Regions from separate parts of the Homo sapiens genome. Here all the other regions are linked to region 3. Evidence: chromatin loops called from intact Hi-C (ENCODE). Cell type or tissue: PC-9. All regions are shown on one strand. Links, peaks and the distances in the headings refer to the core of each region. The heading gives the core; the rest is flanking DNA.

What was found. Peaks named below come from ENCODE experiments on the same cell type or tissue, not always from the same donor. Only the 100,000 strongest peaks of a DNase experiment are listed, where the experiment ranks them.
Region 1: it touches region 3 in a loop (10-fold over the local background); 14 of 110 quality-filtered maps call a loop at or near these places.
Region 2: it touches region 3 in a loop (8-fold over the local background); 11 of 110 quality-filtered maps call a loop at or near these places.
Region 4: it touches region 3 in a loop (7-fold over the local background); 4 of 110 quality-filtered maps call a loop at or near these places.

The regions. Positions count from the first base shown.
Region 1 is chr6:25,886,825-25,894,412 of GRCh38, forward strand. No RefSeq gene overlaps it. Among named protein-coding and RNA genes, the nearest start is that of SLC17A3, 16 kb to the left of the region's middle. In PC-9, for the core only: CTCF peaks have their summits at 3,820 (motif pointing left) and 4,022; no DNase peak of the experiment used is centred there.
Region 2 is chr6:25,938,591-25,946,178 of GRCh38, forward strand. No RefSeq gene overlaps it. Among named protein-coding and RNA genes, the nearest start is that of SLC17A2, 12 kb to the left of the region's middle. RefSeq lists an enhancer at 7,020-7,079. In PC-9, for the core only: a CTCF peak has its summit at 4,143 (motif pointing left); no DNase peak of the experiment used is centred there.
Region 3 is chr6:25,219,740-25,227,327 of GRCh38, forward strand. It overlaps the pseudogene LOC100533655. Among named protein-coding and RNA genes, the nearest start is that of CARMIL1, 56 kb to the right of the region's middle. In PC-9, for the core only: a CTCF peak has its summit at 3,920 (motif pointing right); a DNase peak (open chromatin) is centred at 3,922; H3K27ac peaks cover 571 bases.
Region 4 is chr6:25,999,304-26,006,891 of GRCh38, forward strand. It overlaps LINC02980 (long intergenic non-protein coding RNA 2980), which reads left to right. Exons shown (of 3, transcript NR_186645.1): 3 at 1,947-2,472. Among named protein-coding and RNA genes, the nearest start is that of LINC02980, 10 kb to the left of the region's middle. RefSeq lists enhancers at 1-214, 215-850. In PC-9, for the core only: CTCF peaks have their summits at 3,971 (motif pointing left) and 4,172; no DNase peak of the experiment used is centred there.

The DNA of each region.
Region 1 (7,588 bases), core at 1,498-6,497, 670 kb after region 3:
TAGATGACAGACATTTGTATAGACTTGTGATTTGCCATTTAAGAAGCTAGATGCTTTGAGGTATGAAAACTCTTTTTGTACTTCTTTAAAGCTTTATGGTGTTCTTCATGGGGCTTTACACATTTCATGGAGCTTATTTTAAGTTATTTTTCTTGCTTATTAACATATCTGTGTATAAATATAATGCAAGACTGTTACATTATATTTTTAACTGCTTTTCTATGAATGAATGCTATTGATATTTGTGTTATAATACTGTATTTGGCTGCTTTGCTAAATTTTATCATTTCAGTTTTCCAGGTTTTCCTCTAGGATTTTCCAGGTAGACAGTAATCTGTCAAGCAGGTAAGTAGTTTCTAAGCAGCAGCACAGGGGCAGCTGCTAGGCTAGCTTGCCACATTTTTACATATTTAGCCAGGAAGGAGACAATGAATCCAAATGTTAGACAGTTTGTCTTAATCAGTTTGGGCTGCCATGAAAAATTACTATAGGCTTAAAAAATAGAAATGTATTTCTCACAGTTCCAGAGGCTGAGAAATCCAAGATCAAGGCACCAGGAGATCCACTGTCTGCTGAGGACCCACCTCCTGACTTGCAAATGGCCGTCTTCTCCCTGTATCCCCACATGGCAGAGAGCAGAAAAAGAGAGAGAAAGCAAGCTCTCTCTTGTTTTATAAGGATGCTAATCCCATTCATGAGCTCTCCATTATCATGGCCTATTTACCTCCCAAAAGCCTCACCTCCTAATTCTATCACAATTGAGGTTGAGGTTTCAATATCTGAATTAGGAGAGAACAAACATTCAGTCCATAGCACAGTTTATGCAAAACTGTTTTGCATAATAGCAAAAACAGTTTTTTTGCAAATAGCAAAAACAAAATCAACATGATGTTACATCCCTGTTTGACTAGTTCCAAAAGAAGACATGAAACTGGAAGGGCCAAATGACAAATGACACAAGAGGTGGGCTGTTCTGTCATTGAGGAGCCAACTCCACACTACAGCCATGCAATTTTATAGCCTGCGTCTACCCAAAGGGCACATGTAGAAAGTCCTATGCCTCACTGGAACCAGAGAAGTGATAGATGAGAAACTACCTCACAGCAGCTTCCCACAATAGAAGTAACTTCCATCTAGTTGGGGAGGCTGATGATAAGTGGCCTTGTGACAATTCCTCACAAAACTGCCTCTTCACATATAAATATAATATAATTATAATTATAATATGATATATTACAGGGAATTCTGCCATACAGGGGATTCTGGGAGGATCACAGGGCATTCTACCATAATGGATCAGAGTGCAACTGAGTCTTGCCTGTGTGGCCTATGTGCAGATCTGCAAAGTTGCCAGGGTGCCATAGAAGAGCCACTGTCCTCCACAAATCATATGATTATTTTACTCTGTTTGTTTCAGTAATTAAACCTCTTCTCTAAATACATTATATAATAGTCTGAAGTGATGATTTAAAATAGTGATAATAGTAGACTTGAATTTCTCAGATATAATACACATTTTTCTTTGATATATATTTCTGCCATGTTACTAACAGGCTTTAATTAAAAATAAGTATAAAATATTAGCATCTACCTACCCATTTAGCAACTAGTAGATGCATATGGTTCTTTTCTCCTTTAATTTGTGTCATGAATTCCATTTATAGTTTTTATCATTAGCAACAATAGAAGCCATAATAATGGAAAAATATCCTGAAAATGCTGTGGCAAAACATTTTTCAATCTAGAATTCTATGCACTGCTAAACTACAACTATAGGATGGAGTAAAATAAAGACATATAGACAAAGACTGAAAAATTTTACAACTCACAGAAAGACACTTAAGTTAATGTATAGTAAAAGAAAATATTTTCACCATTTGGATTTCAGAAATCTAAAAGTTTTATAACACACTGTTAGAACATAAGGAAATGAGCAATGAAATAAATTATTGATAGATGTGTAATTTGTTGCAGCCGTCTGTGAAGAGCAATTTAGAAGTGTCCATTAATATTTAAACACAGATACTTTTGACCCGCAAATTCAACCAAGAGATTTTCACCTGTAGTTACACTTGCACTGGTGTGGGCTGAAGTATATGCAAGAATATTCATTGCTACATTGTTAATAGCAAAGAAAGAAATCAATAATATAAAACATATAGCATTTAATATGGTGAACACCCTGTTAAGAGTGCTTTACATATGTTAACTCATTTATTAACTCTCCCAACAATCCTCTGAGGCCAGAACAATTATCATCCCACATGACAGATGAGGAAACTGAGGAGCAAAGCTGTTAAATAATGTGGCAGGCACTGTTATGTGTCTTTTACCTCTTGTGGAAAAGACAGTCTTATATGTTGACAAACCCATTTTTCTTTTCCTGAGCTACTGGACTGCTCATTCCCATCATCCTTTGAAGTCACCTTCTATGCCTCCACTGAACAGCCTGCATTAGATGGTGATGCCAGTAGGAAATAAACATTTGCTTTCTTAAACCTCTGAGATTTTGTACAGTTTACTTGTTAACACTGTAAAGTCTAGCTTACTCTGACTCATTCAGAAATTGGTACCAGAGGTGGAGTACTACCTTAACAAAAAACTAAAATAATTCTCCTGTCATTGCTCCATGAAAAAATCATGGGGGCAGTGAAGATAATGCAGTATGAACTGTATTTCAGTGAGGATGGGGCACAAACTGGATGCAGACAAGTAACAGCCAATTAGTTTTCAAGGGTAATGTGGCATGTTTCACTTCTTTGTTGTCTGGGCCAAACTCCATTTTAAGATCCCTACTTCTTTATTCACCTGTATGTACTTTAAAAAGAGCTCTAAAAGCAAAAAACTCAGTTTTCAAGCCTCCTTGCAACTAATGTGGTCTTGATGCACATTTCTGGCCAGGAACACATAAGGATTTTCTGATTTGAGAGTTGATGTGAACTCTGGATATGCACCCAATGATTATGAAACAAAAAAATGAGGAGGGAAGTCAAAAGACTTGGCATAGGTGTATTAGCCTAGAGGTGACAGATAAACTGAAAATCTCAGTGGCTTACAAAAATAAAGATGTATATCTTGTTCACACTACATTCATTGAGATTGGCTGTAGCCCTTCTCCATGTCATCTTCCTGTCAAGATCTAGGTCAGTAAGGTGGATTCTATGTGGAAGATGGGTGGTTGCATTATGGAGAGAAAATAAATAATTTGGTGAGCCATGAACTGATGGTAAAAGTTTATTGTGGATGTGACTCATGTGACTTCTATTCACATTTTATTGACCAAAGTAAGTCATATAGATATGCCTGATGCCAATTGCCTAGGAAAGTATCACCATCCCAGAAGGAAGGGCAGAGATATTTGTAATTAAAAATACAATTCATCACAATCCAAACTTCTGATCACAAATATTCAGTTCATGCTCCTTTCCACACACAAAATATATTCAATGGGTGCCCCTCTCCCACTCCAAGAAAGAAAACCCAAAAGTCCTATCCAGTCACAGCATCAGCACTGAAGTGCAGGATCTCATGACAATCTCTGCGTAAGTCTGGATTTGGGTCCTTTTGTTCTGAAACCAATAAAATGACGTCTGCCCCACCTCTACTCTACCGCACAACCGCATGTACAACAGTGGAACAGGAATAGGATAGCTACAAAAATAGGAAACAGAAAATACTCACTTGTTGGAGGAAATTATGAAATCATCCAGGGCAGATATTGTAAAGTTTTTCTACACTGGATGTGTACTGACTGATTCCTTGCTTAGTCCATAGTTCTTCACCCTCAGAACAGCTCGTTGTTTTCCATGGCCTTTGGCTCCACCTTCTGGGGAATCTTTTCTTTTCCATTATTCCTTTTGGCCACATTTGAAGAGGACATTGGATATGCCCCTCCTTAGGAACTGAGCATCTTTCACTGTCCATCTTCTGCCAAAAAAATTGAAAATAAATAAAATTTAAAAATTGGTATACCAGGGTAAACCAATATATTTTTTGAGTCCTGAAGTTATGGTCTCCTTTAGTCCAGACTGATTTGTACAACTCTCAAGGCCCTTTACATTGCCTTGCTTACAACCAACTTTGCATGCTAACTTTACTTGCCACCCCTCCCTTCCCAATTAATTTGAAGATGTGCTCTTCTCTCTTCAAATCTTTCTCTCGACTTAATTTTGGGCACTTCAAGCCTATCAGATTCCCATGGGAAAGCCATGTTCTTTGTCTCATTTTTCTGAGCCATTTTATTGAATCAAAAGTATTTACTAGATACTATCTTAATTCAGAGGTTTGAACAACAAACATGAACAACCTCATTGTTTTGACTTTAGTTCTTGTCATGAGAATGACTTTTAACAAGTTTTTTGTTTCTTAAGTCATTTCTCAATTGAGATGAAGTTTTTTTCTTCCAAACCTAAAAGTCTAGATATTCTGAAACTGGCCAATTATTTTTGGGCCTCCTATATTTTTGGAGAACTTTGTCAAATGCAACCAATAGTAACAAAGGCACACTACTAACAGCCAATATCTCAACCACTTCACCCAAAGCAAGAAGCTCATTAGATATATTATCAGCTTTCCAAGTTGCTTTGGGCAAAAGTTTAATGTATTTCAAAGGTTATGCTTCTAGCCTCCAAAATTTTTTTTCCTTTGCCTCCTGATAAGTCCTGAAACCAACACTACACGCATTTTGGACTTTTGTTTGTTCGTTTGTTTCTCTTGTGGTAGCATTTGACTTCCAGTACTAATTTTTTTTAAACCAGTCAGAACAGGGTAGGTTATGCTGCAGTAGCAAATAATCCCCCAAATCTCAATAGTTTACAAGAACCTCCTTCATTCTACATATGCAATGGACAGCTGTTGCTCTGTTCCACATCATCTTCACAATAGCACTGGATTGATAGGACAGCTTCCATCTAGAACATAATAAGTCTCATGACAGAAAAGAGAGAGCATTGAAAAAGTTTTTGACTGGAAATGACACATCATTTTGGCTCAAATTACAGTAGTCAAATTAAACCACATAAACAATTTTGATATTAATGAAGAAGGGAAATATAATCCTTCCTCAAGAGAGGGGAAGAAAATATCTGTGTACAAATCATTGGTGGATCAAAAAGTAGAGCGAGCTTCGATCCTTGTTGTCATCATTATATCACTGCCTTACTTTTGAGCTGTCTAAACCAGTGTTTCCAGTTCATGAGTTCAGCTATTCTAATTTACTACTTAACTCACATGTTAAGGTTTTGGTTTTCTTCAGTGACAGTAATTATCAGGTTTCTTTACACATCTCATGCATAACTGTTTGGTCTATTCCTATTCACTCTTTTTGCTATTATAGTCATCATTTCTATTATTTCTTCTTGTGTTCACTTATCTGAAAATATGAGGATGGCTATTTGAATTTCCTTAACTCATGGTAGATTGTTTCCACATTTGCTTTATAATTTCTGATGGTGAGAACATAGTAAATGGAAATTTACTTGAGGGTGCTCTAATGGCTAGGAATTTAGCGATTAACACTTTTGAGATGATTTCTGTTTGTTTCTGCTAAGTATCACCAAACTAACTATTTTTGTGTTCATTTCATGGCTTTCCAGGTCATGTACATATTGTACATTTGAATCCTAAAACAAAGCAAGTACAAACTGGTATTTATGCACTCTCAACATGGGCTAACAGAGAAAACCTATCTTGTCTCCCAGTCCCAATAAACATATGTTTTCTAGTTTACCTGCCACTGCAGCTATGGCTTTTTGTGCATCCTGGCTTTATGCAGAGTGACAAGGGGGAAAAGAGACTCATTGAGGAAATTTTAACTGTAATGTCAAATAAAGAAGGACATTAGATTGGTACATGTAACTAGAAAAAAATATGTTTTATTCTCTTGAGTTGTTGGCATGATGTTTTTTAAAGTAGGGTGATACATGATGGACATTGTGTGATAAGAGTTGGTTTTGACTTGACAATGTAGCTGAATGTAATTCAGGATAGGAAATATAATAGTCAGTTACCTCTATTTCTATTGTGTAGGATGACCTTGGAAGTAGCAGTCATGACCAATTTTAGAAAAATTATAAGATAATAATAAAAAAGACTTGAAGGGAAAGAAGCCATCTTTCTGCCCTCAAATAGATTCATAGCAGCAAAGGCAAATATAGGAGAAGTGGGCCAATGAAGATGAAGTCAGGAATGCTTTGATGTGCCTCCAATCTCCTCTTCAGTAAGACTAGCCATGCCTATCTTTAACCATTGTCTTAGTCCCTTTCATGCTGCTATAACAAAATATCACAGACTGTATAATTTATGAATAAAAGAAATTTATTTATCACAGTTCTGGAGGCTGGAAGTCCAAGATGAATGTGCTGGCAGGATTGGTGTCTGGTGAAGGCCAGGTCTCTGCTTCCAAGATAGTGCTTTGTTGCTGCATTCTCCAAAGGGAAAAAACACTGTCCTTACGTGGAAGGGCAAGAGGGCCAAACTCACTCCCTCAAACCCTTTGGTAAGGACACCTAATCCTATTTATGTGGGTGGAGCCCTCATTACCTAATTATTTCCCAAAAGGTCCCACTTCTCAATACCACCACCATAAGGATTAAGTTTAACGTGAATTTTGAAGGGAACACCATCATTCAAACTAAAGCAACCATAAGCTTGTTTTTAATTGTTTTTGTTTTTTGGACAAAGAGCAAAAATCCATTCTTTTTTTTAAATTTTATTTTATTTTTTTTTTGAGACGGAGTTTCACTCTTTTTGCCCAGGCTGGAGTGCAATGGCCCGATCTCAGCTCACCGCAACCTCCGCCTCCCGGGTTAAAGCGATTCTCCTGCCTCAGCCTCCCGAGTAGCTGGGATTACAGGCATGGGCCACCACACCCGGTTAAGTTTCTGTTTTTAGTAGAGACGGGGTTTCTCCATGTTGGTCAGGCTGGTCTCGAACTCCTGACCTCAGGTGATCCGCCCGCCTCGGCCTCCCAAAGTGTTGGAATTACAGGCATGAGCCACTGCGCCTAGCCAAAAATCCATTCTTTTACTGGATTTCAAGCTTCCTCTTTACCTAGCCCTTATTCTTCGTATGTTTTCTGATGACAAACTAAGATTAAGAACAAGGTTCACGTCTTCATAAAGTGAAGAGTGATGATGTGTCAGCACGAAGGGCCAAGTTTATTTTATTGGCTATCATGCTGGGATTGGGGTTTTCATTGTATCAAGTTAAAGGTTGTGTCTTACATATGTCAGGCATATATGATGCCTCAGGCAGAAAGCCACATTGAACCAACTTCAGGAAAGAAAGCAACTGGGTTAGGGAGCTCACCAAACAGAAAGAACAATGGATGTAGCAAGAACAGCTCCAGACATCTCATGGTCTAGAATTCAAGATTTTAATCTCATTCTCTTCCTCCCCCTTTCCTTCCTCTCCCTTCTTTTTTCCCCTTCTTTTTCTCCCTCTCATTCTCTCTCCTTTCCTTTTTCTTTCTCTACTCTTTCCTCACTCATGACCCCAAACGGCTCTAATTTCTGCTGTTTTCTTGCCCATCACGTTCCTTCAGTTAGTCTTTTCTAGGAGAGAAAAGCCCTTTGCCTGGCAGTCTGGA
Region 2 (7,588 bases), core at 1,136-6,135, 720 kb after region 3:
CTCAGCTCACTACAACCTCTGCCTCCTGAGTTCAAGTGATTGTCCTCCCTCAGCCTCCCCAGTAGCTGGGATTACAGGTGCCTGGCACCTCGCCCAGCTAATTTTTTTGTATTCTTAGTAGAGATGGGTTTTCACCATGTTGGCCAGGCTGGTTTTGAACTCCTGACCTCAAGTGATCCACCCACCTCAGTCTCCCAAAGTGCTGGGATTACAGGTATGAGCCGCCACACCCAACCTTAGACCTCATCCTACCCAGCTCACGTGTCTTTTAATCCTTTAGCTGAGGTTGTAGTTTTAACTTATTGCTGCTTGAACCTATTTCAATGCAAAAGTTCTAAAAGAACTCAGCCACCAAAATTCCCTTGATTTGCTGCACTGTACCAAATATTAGTCTTAATGAAATACAAGATTTGTTTCAGGATCTCAAGCCCAATATTTTCAACTGTAGGCTTCCCAGTATCCAAGGTTTACGCAGGAGATTGGCAGTGGGTACATTCCCAGGGTCAGTGGTTTTTATCCAGGAAGGAACCTCAGAATCACCTGGGGAATTTTAGCAACATACACACCAGTGTTCTCAGGAGTGAGGCTCAGGTATGTGGATGGCAACAATACTTCCCTTATCAAAAAGCTGCCACCACACCAGACAAATGAAAACTGCTCTTTAATTATACAGCTTGGCCTTACCTAATGGTTCTCAATTTTGGATGGACATTCAAATCACAAGGGTAGTTGGTTTTTTTTGTTTTGTTTTGTTGAGACAGACTCTCACTCTGTCGCCCAGGTTGGAGTGCAGTGGCGCCATCTCGGCTCACTGCAACCTCCACCTCATGAACGTAGTTTTAAACAGCACTAGTGCCTAAACCAGACTCCAGAGATCATGATCCCTAATCCTATCCCTACCCTGCGGTACTCATTCTGAGATATGCCCTGGGTAATAAGAATTTTAGAAGGTACTCAGGTGATTCTAATGTTCAACCAGTCTGAGAACCATTCGCAGACTTCATATAGATACTTTATTCCAAACAGCTGAGCTGGACCATAGCTAGAAGAAGGAATAGAGATGAATGAGAGTTCATATTTTCCATAGAAAGCCGCTGCCCTCTTCTAAATGTGAATGGAAGTTCTGGAGACCCCTATCCTAAGGTAGACAGATGACAGATACACTGGAGAATGCTGAAGGAAGCAGATAGGAGTCTAGGCTTTAGACCACACCTTCCAAGACGTACTACTCATGCCTGATGAAGTATTACCAAACATACCCCTGGGCCAATAAACAAAGCAGGAGCAAATGTGTTTGTGTGTGTATAACTTTCTACACAAAATACAGAAAAAAGTGATTCAATGTTCAGCATAAATAAAATTTTGTGTTTTAGTATTGTTTTATTTCAAAGTACATCTTGGTGAGAATGCATTATTTTGAACTGGATAAAAGCCCCCCACTACTGAATCCCAGGTCTCTCTATGAAGCCTGAATAGAGGCACTGTAACTCTAATGGCCAAAGGGCTGGCCTGGAAATTCTCCCTTCAGCTGCAAAAAGAGAAAAAGAATAATCCAAGCAAACAAACAAAACAAAGAAATGAGCAAACCACTACAACACAAAACCCTTGGGATGAGATGAGTACTAGACTGGGAAAGTGATAGCTCTGGTATTCATGTGTGTGTGTGTGTGTGTGTGTGTGTGTGTGAGAGAGAGAGAGAGAGAGAGAGCACATGAGAGCACACACAAGACCCTATAGAGGAACCAAGTAGCTTATCTTCTTCCTTGGATTCCTCTATCTCATAGCCTAGAAGACATGGGGTGATCCTAGCCCCTGGTAGTGTAGGACAAGGTAGAGTGGGACTGTGGTTTTAAAATACTTTTTAGACCGGGTGTGGTGGCTCATCAACACTTTCGGAGGCGGAGGTGGGTGGATCACCTGAGGTCAGGAGTTTGAGACAAGCTTGACCAACATGCTGAAACCCCGTCTCTACTAAAAATATAAAAATTAGCTGGGCATGGTGGCAGGCACCTGTAATCTCAGCTACTCAGGAGTCTGAGGCAAGAGAATCGCTTAAACACAGGAGGCAGAGTTTGCAGTGAGCCAACATCATGCCATTGCACTCCAGCCTGGGTGACAAGGGTGAAACTCTGACTCAAAGTTAATTAGTTAATTAAAATAAAATACTTTTTTATTTGGGGCTGGGTGCAGTGGCTCATGCCTATAATTCTAGCACTTTGGGAGGCCAAAGTGGGAGGATCACTTGGGGGCAGGAGTTTGAGACTAGCCTGGGTGACATAGCAACATGCCATCTCTACAAAAATTTAAAAAATAAAAATTAGCTGAGTGCAGTGGTGCACACCTGAAGTACCAGCTACTCATGAGCCTGAGGTAGGGGGAATTACTGGAGCCCAGGAAGTTGAGGCTGCAGTGAGCAATGATTGGGCCACTGAGCTACAGCCTGGTGACAGAATAAGATGCTGTCTCTAAAAACAAAAAACAAACAAAAAAAACCCAAAAACCTTCTTATTTTAAAATGATTTCAAACATATAGAAAAATCAGAAAAACAGTACAAAGAACACTCATATACTTTTTACCTAGATTGTTAATATTATACATTTGCTTTTTCTCTACCTATCCATTTATTTATATGTCTTTATATCTCTTTATATATATATATACTTACTGAAACATTTGAAAGTTGCAGATAATCATCTTCCTATATTACTCAATACTTTATCTTTAAATTCAAATTCAAATTTTACCAGCTGTCCCAATCATGTCTCTGACAACACTTTTTCCCCTCAATCCAGGATCACAAATTGCATTTGGTTGCTATCTCTTTAGTCTCTATTAACCTGGAACAGTTTCCTGGCCTTTCTTTATCTTTCATGATATGAAATGACAATGAATTTTTAAAGGTTAGGTGTTTTGTAGATTAGTTCAGTTTTAAAACTTCACAACAAAGTGCCAAAGATGTCTTGGCAGCAGTGCTCAAAACAGGTTGGAGATGCATAGGAGCCACAGAGAAGGGTCTGGTTCAAAGGCCAGTGGTCGTCTCATTACAGCACTGCTCCATCAGGTCTAGGTCTGGAGACTTGGTAGCACGTCTATGGCCCCAAAGTGTGTAGAGAATGTTGAGAATTGCCTAGGGTGGCAGACTTAGAGGAAGAAAGGTTGGTATGAGGCCTGTCTAAAATTGAATTTGGCTATAGAGTTATGGAAGGGTTTTAGGCCATGTCTGGGTGGAATCAGATTCAGTCAGCAAGTAAGGGGTCTTTGGGAGGTGAGCTTAGGCTGTCTGGGCCCCTTCGAGGAGGGCAGATTTTATGGGGAAGGGCTCTCCTAGAAGAACCTAGTTTAGGATGAGCAAATCACGCAGGTTCATTCTCCACTTTACCCTAGCACTTCCTAGGCTCAGTGGTGGTTTTGAACTTTTCCCATCCCTGCAATTACTCCATAAAGGGAATGTGCAAGGAAGAGGGGAGGAAAGAGATGTGAGTTCTGCCAGAGGCTTCACTGTTTCATTCCCAGATTTATTTGAAACCAACCCTCCTCCTGTACTTCATGCTCTCCAAGCTCATGGTCCTGGAACTTCACATTTACATAATACGGAATTTTTTTTATTACCCTTGATCTTTATGCATGCAATCTTTCTGAACACCCTGGACCCCCTCCTTCTCTTGGTGACCTTTTCCTTCTCCAAAACATGGTTCACCAGTTATTACCTCTGCAGCAGTGGTCCTTCCAGGAGTTGCTTGCTGCTTTGTTCTTCTCTCAGCCTCAACACTTTTTCTTATCTTGTTACAGCATTTAGAATGTAATGTTTTGTTTTGTTTTTAAAACACATCTTGGCTTTCTGGAAACTTATATAGAAAATAATTTTTTTTCCCTCAATAGATATATGGCTAGGGTCCAGCCTAATGTCTGCCATAGAGAAGCCTAATGTCCAGCCTAATGTCAATAAATGTTTATTGTGGGCATAAAGGAATACATTTTAAAATAATGGAGTGTTTAGGTAAAATTAGGATTATTAGCTTGAGTCATTTAAAATCATCCACAAGAACCAGATCAAATGTACATGTCTTTAATACTGGTGAAAGAAGTAGTTACGCTGTCTTAAAGGCAAAACGATATGGACATAGCCACCAGAAATACAAGAGTGCCATCTCTTGGTAAACCTGTTAGCAGACAGAGAAGACACTGAGAAGCCATGTAAAATATACTTGATAATGTGTCTCTTATGTAGGTTATGTAAAATGTGGAAGAAAGATGGAAACAAAATTGAGAGACGTGGTTATGGCATTTTCCAGGAAAATTGGAAAATATTTTCTCCTAATAATTCATGCAAAATGTAATGATATTTTTTAATGCAGAAGAAAACAGTGTAACAAAAAGCATTATAATTATGGCAAATTGTTGAATGCTTTCTCCACCCCTGCCCTTTCCACTCAGAGTAGGAATGAAATAAGGATGTCAGTTATCACACTTTATGTTCAATATTATATGGGAGATGCTAGCCAGTGTACTGTGGAAAGAAAAATAAATGTTAATGTTAGATGTTAATGGTGTAAATATTTCAATTGAAAGGCAAAGATTGTTAGAATCGACTTAAAAATGCAAGAACCAAACACGTTGGCTAGAAGAGAAACATCTTAAATATAAAAACACAGATAACTTGAGAATAAACATATTAAAATATATACACTATGCAAACAGAAAGCATAAAAAGACTAAAATGGCTATAATAATAACAGCTAAAATAGAGTTTAAGACAGAGAGTGTTACCAGAGACAGAGTGATATTTTGTATTGTTAAAGGAGTCAGTTGCCAGCCTGGCCAACATAGAAAAACCCCATCTCTACTAAAAATACAAAAATTAGCCAGTCATGGTGGTATGTGCCTGTAATCCCAGCTACTCGGGAGGCTGAGGCATGGGAATTGCTTGAACCCAGGAGGCGGAGGTTGCAGTGAGCCAAGATCACACCACCGCATTCTACCCTGGGTGACAGAGTGAGACTCTGTCTCAAAAAAATAAAATAAAATAAAAATGCCGAGGTGGGCGGATCACCTGAGGTCAGAGGTTCGAGACCAGCCTGGCCAACGTGGTGAAACTCTGTCTCTAATAAAAATACAAAATTAGTTTGGCATGCTGGCACATGCCTGTAATCCCAGCTACTTGGAGGCTGAGTCAGGAGACTCGCTTGAACCCAGGAGGTGGAGGTTGCAGTGAACCAAGATTGTGCCACTGTACTCCAGCCTGGGCAACAGAGTGAGACTCCATTTCAGAAAAAACAAAAACAATGACAATAGAAAAGTGTCATTTCATCAAGAAAACATAATAATCATAAATGTATGATTCTAACAACAGAGTTTCAAAATACATAACGAAGTTTTAAAATACATAGCAAAATGTCATAACAGAGTTTCAAAATACATAAAGTAAAAATGGAAAAGAAAAGACAAAATAGACAATTCTACAATCACATTTGGAGAGTTTAACACCCTTTTTTTGGTAATGATGCAATAACTAGACAAAATATCAGTAAAGACACAGAAGATCTGAACAATCCTATCTATTATCTTGAGCTAATTGATTTATAGAACATTATACACAATATCTGCATGCACATTTTGCTCAAGTACACATGATATATACATCATGATAGATCATATTCTTTTTTTCTTTTATTTTTAGTTGACATATAATAACTGTACATATATACGGGATAAAGAGTGATATTTTTATATGTGTACACAATGTGTAATAATCAAATCAGAGTAATTAGTATATCCATCACCTTAAACATTTATCATTTATTTTGTTGTGAGTATTCAAAATTCTTTTCTAGCTTTTTGAAAATATACAATAAATGAGAGTTAACCATATGCACCCTACAATGGTGCAGAACACCGGAACTCATTTCTACAATCTAGCTGTAATTTTGTCACCATTAACCAACCTCTCCCTATCCTCCCCTCCTTGCTACCCTTCCCAGCTTCCGGTACCCACAGTTCTGTTCTCTAAATCCATGAGCTAAAAATTTTTCTCTACTTTCACATATGAGTGATAACATGTAGTATTTATCTTTCCAATCCTAGCTTATCTTACTTAACATAATGTTCTCCAGTTTCATCTACGTTGCCACAAATGACAAGATTGCATTCTTCTCATGGCCAAATAGTATTTCATTGTGTATATATGCCACATTTTCTATCCATTTGTCTGTTAATGAACATTTAGGGTTGACTCTATATATCAGCTCTTGTGAAGAGTGACGCAATAAACATGGGGATGTAGGTGTCTCTTTGTATACTGATTTCCTTCCCTTTGGATAAATAGCCAGTAGCAGATTTTCAGCCTCATCTGGTAGATCTATTTTTAGGTTTCTGAGAAACCTCTGTTGTCAGTAGGCTGGTTCAGATTCTTGAATTCCCTGCACAAAAGAATTTGAAAGCCAGTCCAAAGTAAAAGTAGGCAAAGGAGTTTATTGCAAGGTGAAAGTACACGCTGATAGCAGAGTCAGGGTCGGCTACTTCAGCACCAATTGACACTGAAGAAACTCCCGTTATGGGAGTCCTACGTGATTATCCATGAGGGGGTGGGAATGGGCATTGTTGTTAAATATGTTTTGGGTGGTCTCTTGAATGTGCATGCAATATTGCCATACACGCTAGTACATACATCACATGTATTATTAGCATTTTAATTCTCTACCCAAGGGTGTGTTTCTTACTATTAAAATGAGTATATGTCAACCTGAGAACACAGCTTGTGGGTTTCTGCACTTGCACGAACTTAGGGATTTTCCCTCCTGCTCTTCTACCTCCTTGACTGAGGATATTCTAACCACTAGCCCCAGATGCAGTTTGTGTAATGTCAAGAGATTTGTTCTCTCCATCAATTTGACAAGTTTCTTGTTTCCTTTCAAGGGAGGCTGTGACCACCCTATGTAACCTACCTCACTTCCATACTATTTTGCATAATGGCTATGCTAATTGACATTTCCACCAGTGGGACATAAGAGTCCCCTCTTCTGTACATCCTCACCAGCATTTGTTATTTTTTGTTTTTTTGACAATAGCCATTCTAACTGGGGTGAGATGATACCTTATTGTGGTTTTGATTTGCATTTCCCTGATGATTAGTTATTTATATGGTTTGGCTGTGTCCCTACCCAAATCTCATCTTGAATTGTAACTCCCACAATTCCCATGTGTCCTGGGAGGAACCCAGTGGGAGGTGACTGAATTATGGGCCGGGTCTTTCCTATGCTGTTCTTATGATAGTGAATGAGTCTCACGAGATCTGATGGTTTTAAAAACGGGAGTTTCCCTGCACAAGCTCTCTCTTTGCCTGCTGCCATCCATGTAAGATGTGACTTGCTCCTCCTTGCCTTCCACCATGATTGTGAGATCTCTCCAGCCATGTGGAACTGTAAGTCCATTAAACCTCTTTCTCTTGTAAATTCCCCAGTCTCAGGTTAAGTCTTTATTAGCAGCATGAAAACAGACTAATACAGTGATGTTGAGCATTCTTTCATATATTTGTTGGCCAATTGTATGCCTTCTTTTGAGAAATGTCTGTTCAGTTCACTTGCCCACTTT
Region 3 (7,588 bases), core at 1,418-6,417:
TACACTTTGTTGAGTCAAAAACTGTGTTCAGATGAGTAAGCCTGAAGAAACAGGCCTGAACATATACAGGCTTTCTACCAAAAAAAGAAAAAAAAAGCAATGGACCTGGGTTCAGTTAAACACAACCTTTGTTTTTAAAATGGCAGGCTAGATTGTATCAGTGCAACTCAAGACATCTCTGAAATGAAGAAGGAACAGAGCATTTATAAAAATAAAATAGAAATTATCTTTTATTATGTTTACTGCTGGAGAAGCCGTGATGGATGAGATAATCAGCCCTTTCCCTGTCATGATGGAACTCTTACTAATGAGGACTAATAGTAGCACTACTGGAAAATACTCTGCTACCAAATTAGCTCAAAATAAGGATTCCATTAATCCTACTTCCCTTCTGAGGGCTATGATGCAACAAAATGAGTCTGGGCGTTTTATCCTGTTTCAAATACTGCACCCTTTGAAAGAGCTTTTTAAATGCATCTATGAGTGAAGCCAGTAATCAGCAAGATAATATTGTGCCAAATGCAAAAAGGCAATGTCTTCAAACATGAATCTATTGATCCATCTCAGCAAATGAACCTGACACTTTGTGGAGATCCTGCAAGTTTCCTTCCACATAATAATAATAATGACCTAATACAAGACTAGGAAAAACTTAAACATTGATTTTGAAGATATCAAATACAATCAGCAGAATGAGGAACTTCAGATCTGACTTTCTGGTAAGGATTTTATCTACTAGGCATAACAGATAAAATCCTAACTTATATCCAAGATTATTTTACAAGTCTACCGTCGTGTATTCAGGTCATAAGCAGTAACATTCCTTGGTTCTCAACTCAAGCTACAGGGTAGTTATAACCACCCCAATAGCTTTAGCACCAACAAATTCATGAGATGAAGTAGCAGCAACTGGGTCATAAAATGAGGCATAGCAAGTAAATGGCAGCTTACAGATTGGAGTTCTAATCAGGCCATGCCTTGCAGATATTCCCAGCAAGACCTACAACAGTATAAGGTGTTTTCCAATTTCCATGCCATGAATCAGACTTTCCCTACAAATCTGAGTTTAATGCTAGGCCTCATATACAGAAACTTAGTGCCTGTATTCAGGCTGTGTCACAACAACATTCCAAGTATACTCAGTTGGACTTCCCTGTAGGAAGTTTTGAACCATTGCTAGTATCCAACTACTTCTAATTTAGAAGATTTGGTCAGTTATTTATAAGTTTCTGAAAACCAACAACATGGAGAAAAAAGCAGTCTGTTGTAACTTTTCAAGTGTGTTATGCCAAGGACATGTCAACAGATCAGTGCCAGCCAGAAACTGCACACCTTTGTGGATCTGATGCAATATAAATACAACTCCAAGCTCATAGACATTTTAAAACAAGTTGCTTTCAATGAAACATATCTAGCTGAATAGCATAAATAACACTCGGACTATTTTATGTCCTCAGCCTCTGTTATCCATCAGAAACCAGATTGACATCCAGTGAGTTCTAACTCCAGGCCTGATTTTCGCCTTAGCTTTGGATGCTGTATAAATTAGCTTGCAGAAGGTTGCAGAATAAAACTGAACGTTCAGTGTCAGCAGGTTGACATGGAGGCACTGATGCACATTCCTTGTACTGTCATTTCAAACCAAATTGTTTTTGATCTTAGAAGATGATTTTAAAATAAAATATAAAATAATCTTATATTTTAATATAGATATATGCATATATAAATTTTAAAATAAAATTTTAAATCATCAGCCATTAAAATAGAAACCGTGCTGCTACAAACAGCAACATATTGCATTTCACCTTATTCTGAGCACCATGTTATATGAGATATTTGAGGGAAAAATGAGCATTTAAGATACTTTAAGAATTTTCTCTATTCAAATTATTATATCAGAATAAAAATGAAACACATGGGGTTTGAACTTATGGGCTGCTATTTTAGTATATCAAATACAAAGTTAAAAATCAAAAACTCTTTCCCTATTTATTAGCTTCTGTTTCTATCTCAGATGCTAAAAGAAGTAGTGTGGTGTTTTTATGAAAAGAAAATATCAATGTTTCCCTTCTTCACTGTTAATGTAAATGACTCACAATTTTTTTTAACCTATAACAGTATAGGTAAGTTAAGTCTCTTATTTCTTATATGATTATTACAATATAGCCAGATAATATGGTTCATATAACTTAGATTCTTAAACATTTTGACTTTAAAGACTTTCTTTGTGACCTAGTACCTGGAGCAGGAGTGAGGTAAGGTAATATTTGAAACTTGAATAGGATATGATTGGAGTTTTAAACAAAATGATGTTTAATAACCAAACTGATCCTGACATTATTAAATCTCCCCAAGATTTCATTAAGTGTCAGGAAAAGGATATTTTGCAGAGCCCAGGTAAAAGCAATGACAGGAAAAAATAATGTCTTCCTACTTTCATTGTCCAGTGAAGCAAGATTGCTCAATAAACCAATTATAGTAGGTCCTCAATTCATGCTTGTTGAAAATAATCTCTAGTTTTAATCTTTTATCTTCCATTGGATGCAAGCAGGGCTGGACTTAGACAAAATGAGAAAGTGGAAAAGTTTGTTTTTAGAATCTTCTTATCTTAGACAAAATTAGGAAGTGGAAAAGTTTGTGTTTAGTATCTTATCTCTGTCTCCAATTTCTGGCATTCCCTTCTGCCCACTTTTCTGCCCAGTCTTTGTTCAGGAGCCATCACTCCATATGCTTGTGGCTGACCCACTGGGAATCCTTAACAGAGCCTGGCACTCCACCCACACTGCCCTAGGTATGCCTCCAGAGCCATGCACAGATATTCACCTACTTTCCCTCCCTTGGTATCAGCAAGACCTTGCTAATATTACAGAGCACATCTCTAGTAGTGTTCAGGGAAATATTCTGGCTTAATGAAGTCCCAGGCTGTAAATAACATTTGTAGGAACAGTTGCAACTTTGAAGAACCGCTATAAGGGCTAAGGAAGGACACTCTACATTGCATTCAAGGGTCTCTGTGTCTCCCCTTAGTGGGCAAGGAAGCTGCCATTTTTCCTCCTCTAGAGCAAGTCTTATCTTCTCATCCTTCTAGTGAGGCCACTGGGCCTCTTATTCGAGATTCTTTCTTTTCTCTTTTTCTTCTCTGTCATCCCAATTAGCTTTCAGAGTGTCTATGATAAAAAAGAAAAAGACAATCTACAATTCAAAAAATTAAAAATTATACTAGAGTTTATGCCTGTAAGTGATCTTTTGATAATAAAACATGTAGGATTTTAAAATTTTGATACTCAATTTTTACAAAAACAAAACTGAAATGTACACCACTGTTTCACAGAGGATATCTTATAAGAGAATTAGAATGGCTGAATCTGAACTTGGCTTCCATAGCTTCTCACATCCAGAAATTCCAAATAAATAAAGTAACTCAAACAACGGCAGTCTGACAACTCCTATCAGACCTGGAGGACACAGGGACCCATCTTCCATGTGTTAAAGGGTGAGGAAGAAAGTAAAATAGGAAAACAAAAAAAGTATGCTTTATCCAAGGGCCTATGTCTTCCCCAAATGACTTTACATTCAGAATCTCTTTGCCTAACTCTCCCCAATTTGAGAGGTATTTTTCTTCAAAATCCTGATCCTGCTTTCATTCCATTCCCTGTTTAGTATAAATTCCTGGCTAAACACACTTGGTCTCAGAGAACCATGTCAAAGGTTACTAAGGTCAAAAAAGCTTTTCTTATTTTCTGACAGTCCCTGAGGTCCTGAGAGAATGCATTCTTCTTTTGTTTGGCTGGTAAATAGGAAGTTCTGCATTTTACTTTCCCCAACAAGGAAGCAAATATTTTCTTATTGTCTTATTCTGTGGCTGTATTAAAGAAAAAAATCAGCATTTCCAGAGCTCTATGCTAACAGGCCACTGGGTGGCAGTCCTGAGCTGTAATGCAGAAGAGAAGAGTCAGGAAAAACCTGTAAACCAGAGCGGGAGATATAATAATGTTCAGGAGATAACAACGTCATCAAAGATCAACTACTTTCCACCAATAGAGCCTAATTAAATGAAAGGAATCATACCAGGAAAAAATGGAGGTAGTATCATACGTTTAAATTAAAACTGCCCAAGACGCTTAGATAAAATTGGCAGAAAAGCATCCCTCCTTCCACTTTCATTATCACCAAGGTAACATGGTCCAGAGTGGAGCTGAATGTCAACCCAGTGCTAATGGGCAGGCTTCTTCCTACTCAATTTTCCCTTTTTCACCAGGACTTCAGAATAAAGCACTAGAACTCACACTGTCCTGCTCTGCAAGCTCCAACCCCAGATTAATCCTGAAATCCCCCTTCTCTGCTTCTATATCTTAGTGATTTGGGGCTTCTAGAGAGAAGTACAACCGTGGGAACTGGTATCTTCACAAAGGTATACTTTCCGATTTCAGAAGAATACTCCATTCATCTTGTCAATACTTCTCCTTATCTAAAAACAGCATCTCTCCCCTCATCCCTTCTCCTTCCCTCACTCCTCTCTATAGCGAGAATCTCATACCTTCAGTTCTGTCCATCCCCTGTCAGCAAGTGATCTTGCCCCCACAGAGACTACTGAGCCCACAAACCCTCAAATCTTCACTCTTCCATCCCACCCCCATACACATCCTGCCCCCATACAGGTTTATCTTCATTTTCACTCATTCTTGCTTCCTGTCCCACCAATCACAAGAAATAGAACAGCTGCCCTCCTCTCCCCTCCAGGTGTCTCCCAGCATTTCACCACATGCATCAATTTCTGTGTCTACATAAACTGTTTGCCCCGCCCCCACCCCCGAATGCTAATATGACAAGAGGACATATTAGAGGAGAATCGAATTCTCTTAGCAAATGGCATGAAAATTCCTTTTGGAGATTTCTTAGAAAAATTCATGGATAAGCCCATTGAGGTTGAAGGCGAGACCTTGACTCTGGGTTGATCACTCAGTTCTAGACAAGAAAAGTAATTCCTTGCTCTAAAGGAGGAGGAAGTTGGGAAAAACGGAGGAGGAGCCAGCAGGATGGCAGAGGGCAGTGTGGTTGGGCGTATAACCCCTCTCCAGGAGCACCTCCAAACTACCTTAAAGTTCCTTGTTAAATTGTTAACTCAATAGATTACCATTAACATGAGTGTTTGTGTAGAAACTGGCGAGAAGGCTGAGATTCGCACTGTGGTGCCACAAGATGGATCTGAAACCACAGGTACAGATGTGGCAGGGGACACAAAGAGAAGCATGAGGGAGCAAGCCTCAGAAATTTAGGGAAATCATAAAAGGAATCTTGGACTGTGGCTTTGGACCAGGTTTACAAAGATGGACCAACATCTCACAGAGCCAGGGAGGCCCCAGCTGACATTGGCTTGCTCTAGCTTCTCCCATCCTAAACAAAAGCCTCTCTACCCTGAGCCCTTTTTCACTTTCTCCTTCTGTCATCATCCAACTCTCTCAGAAGCTTGGTCTGTACTTGTGGCAGCTTCAGCACCTCCCAATAATTTCTCAAACTTCTGCTGACTGTTCTCACCAAGGTCATCAATGATGTCCTCATGAGGAACATTCTCAGTCCTTGTCTCACAGAACAGTTCTTCTTCATTAGGCACCACTGATAACTTTCATCTTATCTCTCCTTGGGTCTCTGACCTTTCCAGTTGCCTTCACCATGGGCTGCTCCTCTTCTTTCTGCTGCTTAAATGTCAGTGTTAGGGATTGAGGAGGTGCATTTCCAACCAGCATCTGAAAGACTTATGATGTTCACCAAACTAGGGTTAACAAGCCTGTGAGTTGAATTTGACTACAATTGAGTCAAACTGAATGGTGCAATCAGAGTGTGAATGAAGGAAAATAAAGAAACCAAGGGAGGAAACATTATAAATGGCAGGGAAGGGAGGCCAAGAATGTTCTTGAGAATATTAAGAATATTCTGAGAATAAAAGAAACAAGCTGGGTATGGTGGCTCACACCAGCAATCCTAGCACTTTAGGGAGCTGAGGCAGAAGAATTGCTTGAGCCCAGGAGTTCAAGACCAGCCTGGGCAAAATAGCGAAATCTTGTCTCCACTAAAAATACAAGAAATTAGCTAGGCATGGTGGTGTGCATCTGTGGTCCCAGCAACCCAAAGGCTGAGGTGGGAGGATCACTTGAGCTTGGGAGGTCGGGGCTGCAGTGAGCCAAGATTGCACCACTGCACTCCAGCCTGGGCCACAGAGTGAGACTTTGTCTCAGGGGGCGGGGGAAGGTGGGAAAAAAGAACAGAGTAGATACAGAAGCCAAATTGCAATACAAAGAGAGAGGTTAACATTGTGAGAGAAGGTGCAGGTGTTCAGAGATAGAAGGAAGTAATGTTATAAAAATAAAACTATATTTGTGTAATTTAACATAAAATAGTTCCTTGACAGGAAAAAAATTATGGGAAGCACTGTGCTACATAAATTCAACTGAAAATGTGTTCATCCAACCATTAATCATAATCTGTCTGGGCCAATGAAATACAAATGATGTTCTTGTTAGCTGCAGTAGGCTTCAGAGTCAAAGGCATTCAGATTATGTTCCCACTACATTCTAACAGGAAAATCAATCCATTCACTAAATGGGCGTTAGCAATAAAATACACTAGAGCGTTCCAAAACACACAATTTACCTGGTTTATTGGGCCAGATTATCTTTCTCTGTAGACATATGATCCTTCTTTGAAATGCTTTGTCCTCATTCAGCTTTTATTCATGTGACTAAATGCTAGAGTTTCACTGTAATCCTACCTATTCCAACCCAGAATTCATGGTAAAATATTCCATCTTGGACTCTGTTCAAGAAAACGAATCCGAAGAACTGGTAGAAGAACTGAAATACAACATTGTTACACCCATTCTATAGCCCCCACGTTGTCCAATATTCTGTTGTTATAACTACATGTGGTTGTTTAAATATAAATTAATTAAATAAAATTAAAAATTTGATTTTCCCTTTTATACTAGTCACCACTCAAGTGCTCAGTTGCCACATGTGACTAGTGGCTACTTCATTGGACAATCAAAAAGTATTTCCATCATTGCAGAAAACTGTTAGATAGCACTGATAGACAGACAGACACATACATACATACATACACACACACACACACACACACACACACACACACACACACACGCTCTGTGGTCATTAGGCAAGGACCATCAGAATAGCATGAAAGTAAAATGTCTGTCAGTGCAGAAGCCAATATGCCAAACTTTAACCTCCATACCCTAGTTTTAATTTCTGTATCAGGCTGTCTTATTGTCTTATTAAACTAATCTGTATTAAGATGATTTTTTCCTCCCAGAGGTATGTTAGTCATAGGTCACTAGATTGAGTGCCTAAGGAAGGCTGTAGCATCTCCTTCTATATAAAATAATTTGGAAACTGCCCCTTTTGGAAATTGGTAAGTAGAGTTATGAATTCTGAAAACTTCTTACATTTATTTTGCTCAAATAGAAAGATTTATAGATTTAGCAAAACTCACAGTCTATGTGGACAGTGCTAGCTTATTTGTACTTACTAGATCCTTATATGTTAGGTCCCAATGGGTTATTAACTAGGTAAGT
Region 4 (7,588 bases), core at 1,032-6,031, 780 kb after region 3:
TTGTTCTGTACTAAGAAAAATTCTTCTGCCTTGAGATGCTGTTAATCTAACCCTAGCCCCAACCCTGTGCTCCCTGAGACATATGCTGTGTCAACTCAGGGTTAAATGGATTAAGGGCTGTGCAAGATGTGCTTTGTTAAAGAAATGCTTGAAGGCAGCATGCTCGTTAAGAGTCATCTCCACTCCCTAATCTCAAGTACTCAGGGACACAAAACACTGAGGAAGGCCACAGGGACCTCTGCCTAGGAAAGCCAGGTATTGTCCAAGGTTTCTCCCCATGTGATAGTCTGAAATGTGGCCTCGTGGGAAGGGAAAGACCTGACCGTCCCCCAGCCCGACACCCGTAAAGGGTCTGTGCTGAGGAGGATTAGTAAAAGAGGAAGGAACGCCTCTTTGCAGTTGAGACAAGAGGAAGGCATCTGTCTCCTGCTCGTCCCTGGGCAATGGAATGTCTCAGTGTAAAACCCGATTGTATATTCCATCTACTGAGATAGGGGAAAACTGCCTTAGGGCTGGAGGTGGGACATGCTGGCAGCAATACTGCTCTTCAAGTCATTGAGATGTTTATGTGTATGCATATCTAAAGCACAGCACTTAATTCTTTACCTTGTTTATGATGCAGAGACCTTTGTTCACGTGTTTACCTGCTGACCTTCTCTCCACTATTATCCTTTGACCCTGCCACATCCCCCTCTCCGAGAAACACCCAATAATGATCAATAAATACTAAGGGAACTCAGAGGCCGGTGGGATCCTCCGTATGCTGAACACCGGTCCCCTGGACCCCTTTTTTTCTTTCTCTATACTTTGTCTCTGTGTCTCTTTCTTTTCCAAGTCTCTCATTCCACCTAACGAGAAACAACCACAGGTGTGGAGGGGCAGCCCAACCCTTCAACCTACCTATCTTATCTCTTCCATTATCTATCCACATATGTCCTCTGTATTTTTTTGAGTAACATTTATAAGCATAAGTCCTTAGGTAGCTATGCCACTTACATAATGAACTAGAAAAGGTAACCAAACAGAATAGGGTTGTACTCAGATATACCTTCTACAAGTTTGTGTTACACATATTTACACATATTTAAAAATATATACATATTATTATTGTGCTGTGTGGTTATTAGGCAAACTCAATAAGCAGTTCTTATAAAGTATACTCAATGTAACTTTTATAAACTTACCATATTTTATAGTTATTCTGTTTTTATTAGCTGCTATAAACTACCTGGGTGTCTTGCATGAGTCATTTTATTGTAATGTTTTTGTATCTGTTGAATGAGGAGTTAGAAGGCATCATCTTTAAGGAGCTTTACAGGTACATGTCCAGGGCTCAATAATTTTATTATTATTTCCTGGACAGATAAAACCTAAGCAGGTGAAGGGGAAAGAATAAAAGTGCAGGGTGGAAGTTGCTTGAATGCTAACTGGGTCAACGATCTCCCAGAAAACCCCTGTAAAAGAAACCTAAGAACCTACATCACCAGGAGACCATTGGGACCAGTTCCTCTGGAATCCCTGAGGCCAGATAATCAGCTGAAGCTTTACATTCTGTCCCTTTCTGGTCATGACTTTCTCCACAGTCTGCTTGGTGCCTCCTCCTCTGTGACTCTAAATTCTTAGGATCAACCCCTCTTGCATATGCACATCCGCAGTGCCTGTGGGATACGGTGTGGTGTGGGGAGGAAACTCTCTTCTGCCTTAATATTTTCCTGTGTGCCCCAGGCCTTGACGGAATCCTGTCTCTCCATAATGTTGCTTTTCGAGGAGACTGATTGATTGAGATGGCGTCTCACTTTGTCGCCCAGGCTGGAATGCAGTGGCGTGATCTCGGCTCACCAACCTCCACCTCCAAGGCTCGAGTGATTCTCCCACTTAAGTCTCTTGAGTAGCTGGGACTACAGGTGCATGCCACCACGCCTGACAAATTTTTTTATTTTTTGTAGAGATGAGGTTTCGCCATGTTGACCAGGCTGGTCTCAAACTCCTGGACTCAAGTGATCTGCCCACCTCGGCCTCCCAAAGTACTGGGATTACAGGCATGAGCCAATGTGCCCGTCCTGAGGAGTTTTCTTCTGGAATTCCTGCTGGGTTTTTGTAGTCAGTCCTCTCCCCATTTCCCACATTGGCTCTTGCAGACCTTCCTTTTCCCCATTTCTATTTGCTACCATGTCAGACATGACTTTTGCCATAGGATCTCTATTCTACTATAGAGGAAACCAAAGCCATCAGTAGAAATTTCACTAACATGGAATCAGATTTATAGAAGAAAGGGGGAGGAAAGTTTTGCCTTAACACCTGGAAGGGTTTCGTTTCTTTTAGTAGCTGGGAGACAGAAACATAAGAAAGTAGCTTAGTAAGCTTTCTGCTGTTCAACTGATGATGTGTGAGCTGTCAGTAGTTCAAACTAGTCATTATCTTTATGAATTAATTATGTAATAACTTAAACAATGTCATAAACCTTCAAATCAGTTTAAGTCTAAATGTGTCATATTTAATAACAAGAGCAAGAAACATACGTTATGATGAAGAGCTCTTATATTTTCTTTGGATAAAAGTCAGTAGGCGGGGCGCGGTGGCTCATGCCTGTGATCCTAGCACTTTGGGAGGCTGAGGTGGGCAGATCATGAGGTCAGGAGATCGAGACCATCCCGGCTAACACGGTGAAACCCTGTCTCTACTAAAAATACAAAAAATTAGCTGGGCGTGGTGGCGGGCGCCTGTGGTCCCAGCTACTCGGGAGGTTGAGGCAGGAGAATGGCGTGAATCCGGGAGGCGGAGGTTGCAGTGAGCCGAGATTGTGCCACTGCATTCCAGCCTGGGCGACAGAGCAAGACTCCGTCTCAGAAAAAGAAAAAAAAAAAAAGTCAGTAAAATTTAAGAGAAAAATGCATTTGCTTTGGGACTTTTAATATTTAGTCTACAAATCTAGCCACCATAGAAATCTGCTGATTAAATACGGGTTCTGTTAAAATGGAAACATGCATTTTGGGGGAAAAAAGAGGGAGTGTTTTAGTGATTTTGTTTTTTACACTTGTTTATAATAAAATTTTAAGCAATCTTGAGGGGAACATTTTATTTCTACTTGTAACTGCATAAAGTTATGAGATAAAGTTACAAGCTATATCACATACAGTTTGTAGCTTTATAAATTATGAAATTCTAACAGAATAAATATGCTAATATGATGAAAATGTCATAAATTACATTAGAATATATTTTAATAAACCAATTCAGAAGGAGCCAATACCCAATTTCAAAATCATATTAATTGTAAAATTAATTAGGGCAGCCAAAATATTCTGGAATTCTTTCTAATAAAACAAATGAGTGTAAATACAGTCGTACTGACAAATCTGAAGAATTATGCAGCATAAAAAGTGATTATCCCAGCACTTTGGGAGGCCAAGGTGGGCAGATCATGAGGTCAGGAGTTGGAGACCAGCCTGACCAACATGGTGAAACCCCGTCTTTACTAAAAATACAAAAATTAGCCGGGCTTGGTGGTGCACACCTGTAATCCCAGCTGCTCAGGAGGCTAAGGCAGGAGAACTGCTTGAATCCAGGAGGTGGAAGTTGCAGTAAGCCAAGATCACGCCACTGCACTCCAGCCTGGGCGACAGAGTGTGACTCTGACTCAAAAAAAAAATAAATAAATAAAAATAAAAGTTTTAAAAAAGTGATTATTATGAACACAGAGTAATCTAGTAAAAATGGTTAAGTGAAAACAGCAAAATACAAAATTGAATATGTACTATAACAATATATGCAAAATATACTCAGATTTATAAAAATTAGAATGTAGAAAAGTAAATATAGCTCTTCATAATTTTGTTCTGAAGTTTAAAAATATATATATTTTTGAATGGATAACTTTCTTTTTCTAAATGCTTACAGTAGAGCCCACGATGGTTGTTAAAAGCCCCCAGGTTCAGCCTTCTTTAATTGTGTGGTCAGCCTGCCATCAACCCGAGGCCTCCCTCTGCTGGGCAAATTTGGGAACACATTGAGAAATCCTTACACGTAATTCCTTCTCTTCATGTTCCTGGTGAGCATTTTTCCCATTGGGTTTCCATACTCTGCCCTCTTGAAGTCCTGCACCCTGACATTGCAGTGTCATTCCTCTTCTACTGAAGTCTACAACTATTAGCTTATTGTCTCTAGCAAGTCTCCCTTTAGCTACAAATATCATTCAGAGTTTTACCTTTCAGAAACTTTCTCCATGAGCATTCTGGAGTAGACTCTAGGTGCACTAGGTGCAGTTAGAAAAAGTTCTGATTTGTTGGTGGAGCTATAGGAGGAGAGACAATGGTGGGCTGGAGAAGGGTGTCTACATGCAGAGAAACTGACTGGAAACTCAGAGAGATGATGGGGATTAAAATAATCCTATTGAATCTGCACAAAAGTGTTTTATTATAATTGATCCTGAACTATGTAAAGGTAAGCTCCAGTGAGTAGTTACAGTCTGTCCCTAAGATGGACTCTTTCTTTTTGCTTTTATTTTTATTGTATTTATTTTATTGTATTTTTTTTTTCTAAAGACAGGGTCTTGCTATGTTACCCAGGGTGGTCTCAAGTGGTCCTCCTGGCATCAAATGATCCTCCCACCTCAGCCTCCCAAAGCGCTAGGATTACAGGTGTGAGCTACCACACCCAAATGATTCTTTCTTTTCAAATACAGAGTTCAGCAGCAATTTTAAAGAAGTACTGAACTCTACTGCCTGGAAGATGGAATGGCCCTCACAATTCTTCCAGGCAAGCTCTGCACTCAGTGGTATGGACCACAAGGCAAGCCCATTAAGGGGTTAAATTACTGACAAACAATAATTTCTAAATATGAACATTTCAGGAGGAACTAAGATGGCTCCTTCTTGGAGAATAAGTTGGCCGGCTTCTCTAGTTATCAGACTATCAGATGGGGAGGAAAGAGCCCCTCTGTCCCGGTGAGACAGGACCCGCCAGCGCCCAAGCTCTAAGGCTTTCTGATGAGCAAATGGGGTTTCCATCTTTCTAGCTTCAGGACTCGTAACTACTCAGATTATTTCCTTCAATCTGGATATTCAAGACAAGAACAGTTCATGGTGTTGCGAAGGCCCAGATTTAAATCACATATGCAAAGATACTGACATTCAGTGGAGGGTCACTTAGATTATAGCCAGATGACTTTCCCTAAATTGATAGCTCAAATGGTAGTTGTGGATATTTTTGCTCTTAGTTACTTGCATAGTCACTTGCCAGAGGTAATAAAGTTTTAGTGTGGTTGTGGAAAATAATGGCCATATATTTAGGAACAAAATTTTAATGATGATTGAAAACTGAATTAGCTTTAACATGTGAATATGCTCAGGGGACATAGGACCACAGATCTCTGTTCCTTCCTATTGCCACTTCTTTCCTTTCCCTGGTAGCATGCTTCCATTACCCATTACTTCAAACACTGTTTCTGTGTCTCCAACTCCCTTGCATCATGGTCTTTTCATTATTCAGACACAGACACAGCTCGATTATGGGTAAACTTTTTTCTGTGGCTACAGAAGAGTTGAGCATGGCTGAAGCATCGTTGAGCATGACTGAAGAAAAACACCTAACCTTGAATTTTTTGATCAATATAAATTTATATCCACAGATTTTACCTGACTGATCTTCATTGCCCACCAGTCCTACAAAGTTTGCCAGATTGGTTCTGTTTCCACTTTACATACTCAGCAAATACTTATTAAGCACACACTTTGTGTTAGGCTTAAGTGTAGATATTGAAGAGGCACTGGTGAATGAGCAGAGGCTCTGCCCCCATGGGACCTGCATGCTATTTGGCAGCTCTTTCAGACATTCTCCTCTCTCAAAGCTTTGAGCCCCTCTATACCCCTATAAGCACCTACTTTCAGCTGCTCCCTCACTCCCCCCTTCATGGGGGAAATAACAGCCATCGTGGTAAAACCTCCACTGCCTGACAGAGCTATATTTACCATCTTTTCTTTAATTTTTATTTTTAATGGACACAGTTGTATATATTTATGGGGTACTATGTGATATTTTGATACATGTATAGATTGTGTAATGATCAAATCAGGAATTAGATCAGTTTTTTGTCTTTTTTTTGGTAAAAGATAATCTTTTATACTCTTTTGGTCCTGAAAAATGGAGGAGTGCCATATTAGGATTCCAACAGAAAAAGTTAAACCAAAAGAATATATGAAGGGCATATAATGAAGGGATATCTACAAAGTTGTGACAGGGCTAATGGGAAGAACAGGGGATATGAGGCAGCCCAAGATCAGCAACAGTAGTGATCCAGTGTCACCCTGTGCTGGTTATGAAGATTTAGTCTCTTCTATCTTTTCCAATACCGCTTTGCTAGCCACCTCCCCAAACCCTACCAATAGAAAGCACTGGAGGAAGACTAGAGGGCTGGAAGGATGTGAAAAGATTTCCCACTTTGTTTGTTGACATCCTCACAGAATGGGTTCTTCAACCTGGCAGTGGCAGTTGAATCCAGTAACAGCAGTTGGCTTCAGTTTGGAGATCTTCCATGCTCCTAAAATCAGCCTCATCATGCCTCTATCTACAGACATATCATCATCAGTGGTCCAGCATACACTCCTCAGAGGTCCCAGTTCTGGGGATCTCTTCAAAGAATCTTTTCCTTGTTCTCCTAAACCTGGAGGTGGTAGTTGCTTTCTGTCATTACTATCTCTGATACGTTTGTCCACTTTTCCATTTTCAGTCCTCTTATAACTAGTTAACAACCATTCCCATAAAATTCTTTGTTCAATTTCAGTGCAATTTCTAGCTCCCAGTTATACCCTGACAGACACACCTTTAAATCTGAAGAGGCAATGGGAGGGAACCTGTAACCAGAGCTAGGCCAGAGCTGGGACTGTGGAGGAAGAGCTGCCCACCAAGCAGGGGGGTGATGCAGGGAATAAGTACACTAACCTCTCTCTCCTTTGCCATCTACATTCCTGCTGGGCTGATCACTGGCCAAATCCAGCTGTTGCAAGAGGGCAGGGCTGCCCAGCTAATGCTATCTGTAGAAGCTGGGCTTCTGGGGCACAGAGCAAGTCAGAGACAGGCAGAACAGGGATGTGGGTTTGGACCAAACACTGAATAAACCAGATCAAGGATTCTTCTATCAAGACAAGTTTATATACTTGCAGCTTGATCCCATTGTTTCCCTTAGATAACTGTGCACTTGTTTTTGTCTGCCCTCTTTCCTGTGTCTACACTCTTCCTGTCTTATTCTATTTACACATAGCTCAGTCTTTTCCAATTAAAAAAAAAAAAAAAAAGCTTTCCCTCTCCCAAATCTCCATGCAGCTGCTGACTTCTCTCTTCCAAAGCCACACTGTGGGAGAGTCAGTTACACCTCCTGACCTCTGACAGGTGCAACACACTATAGTGAGGCTTCTGCCCTTGGTATTCCTCTGGCTCCATTATTTACAAGGTCACTAATGACTTCCTATTTCTAAATCCAGAGTGCCTTTTTAGTTATCTTCCTTGCCTTCTTGGCATCTCTAGATAACAATACTTGTCTCATTCTAACTTTTGTCTCTCCTTACAGCTCTTTCATTCATAATTCATTGTTATT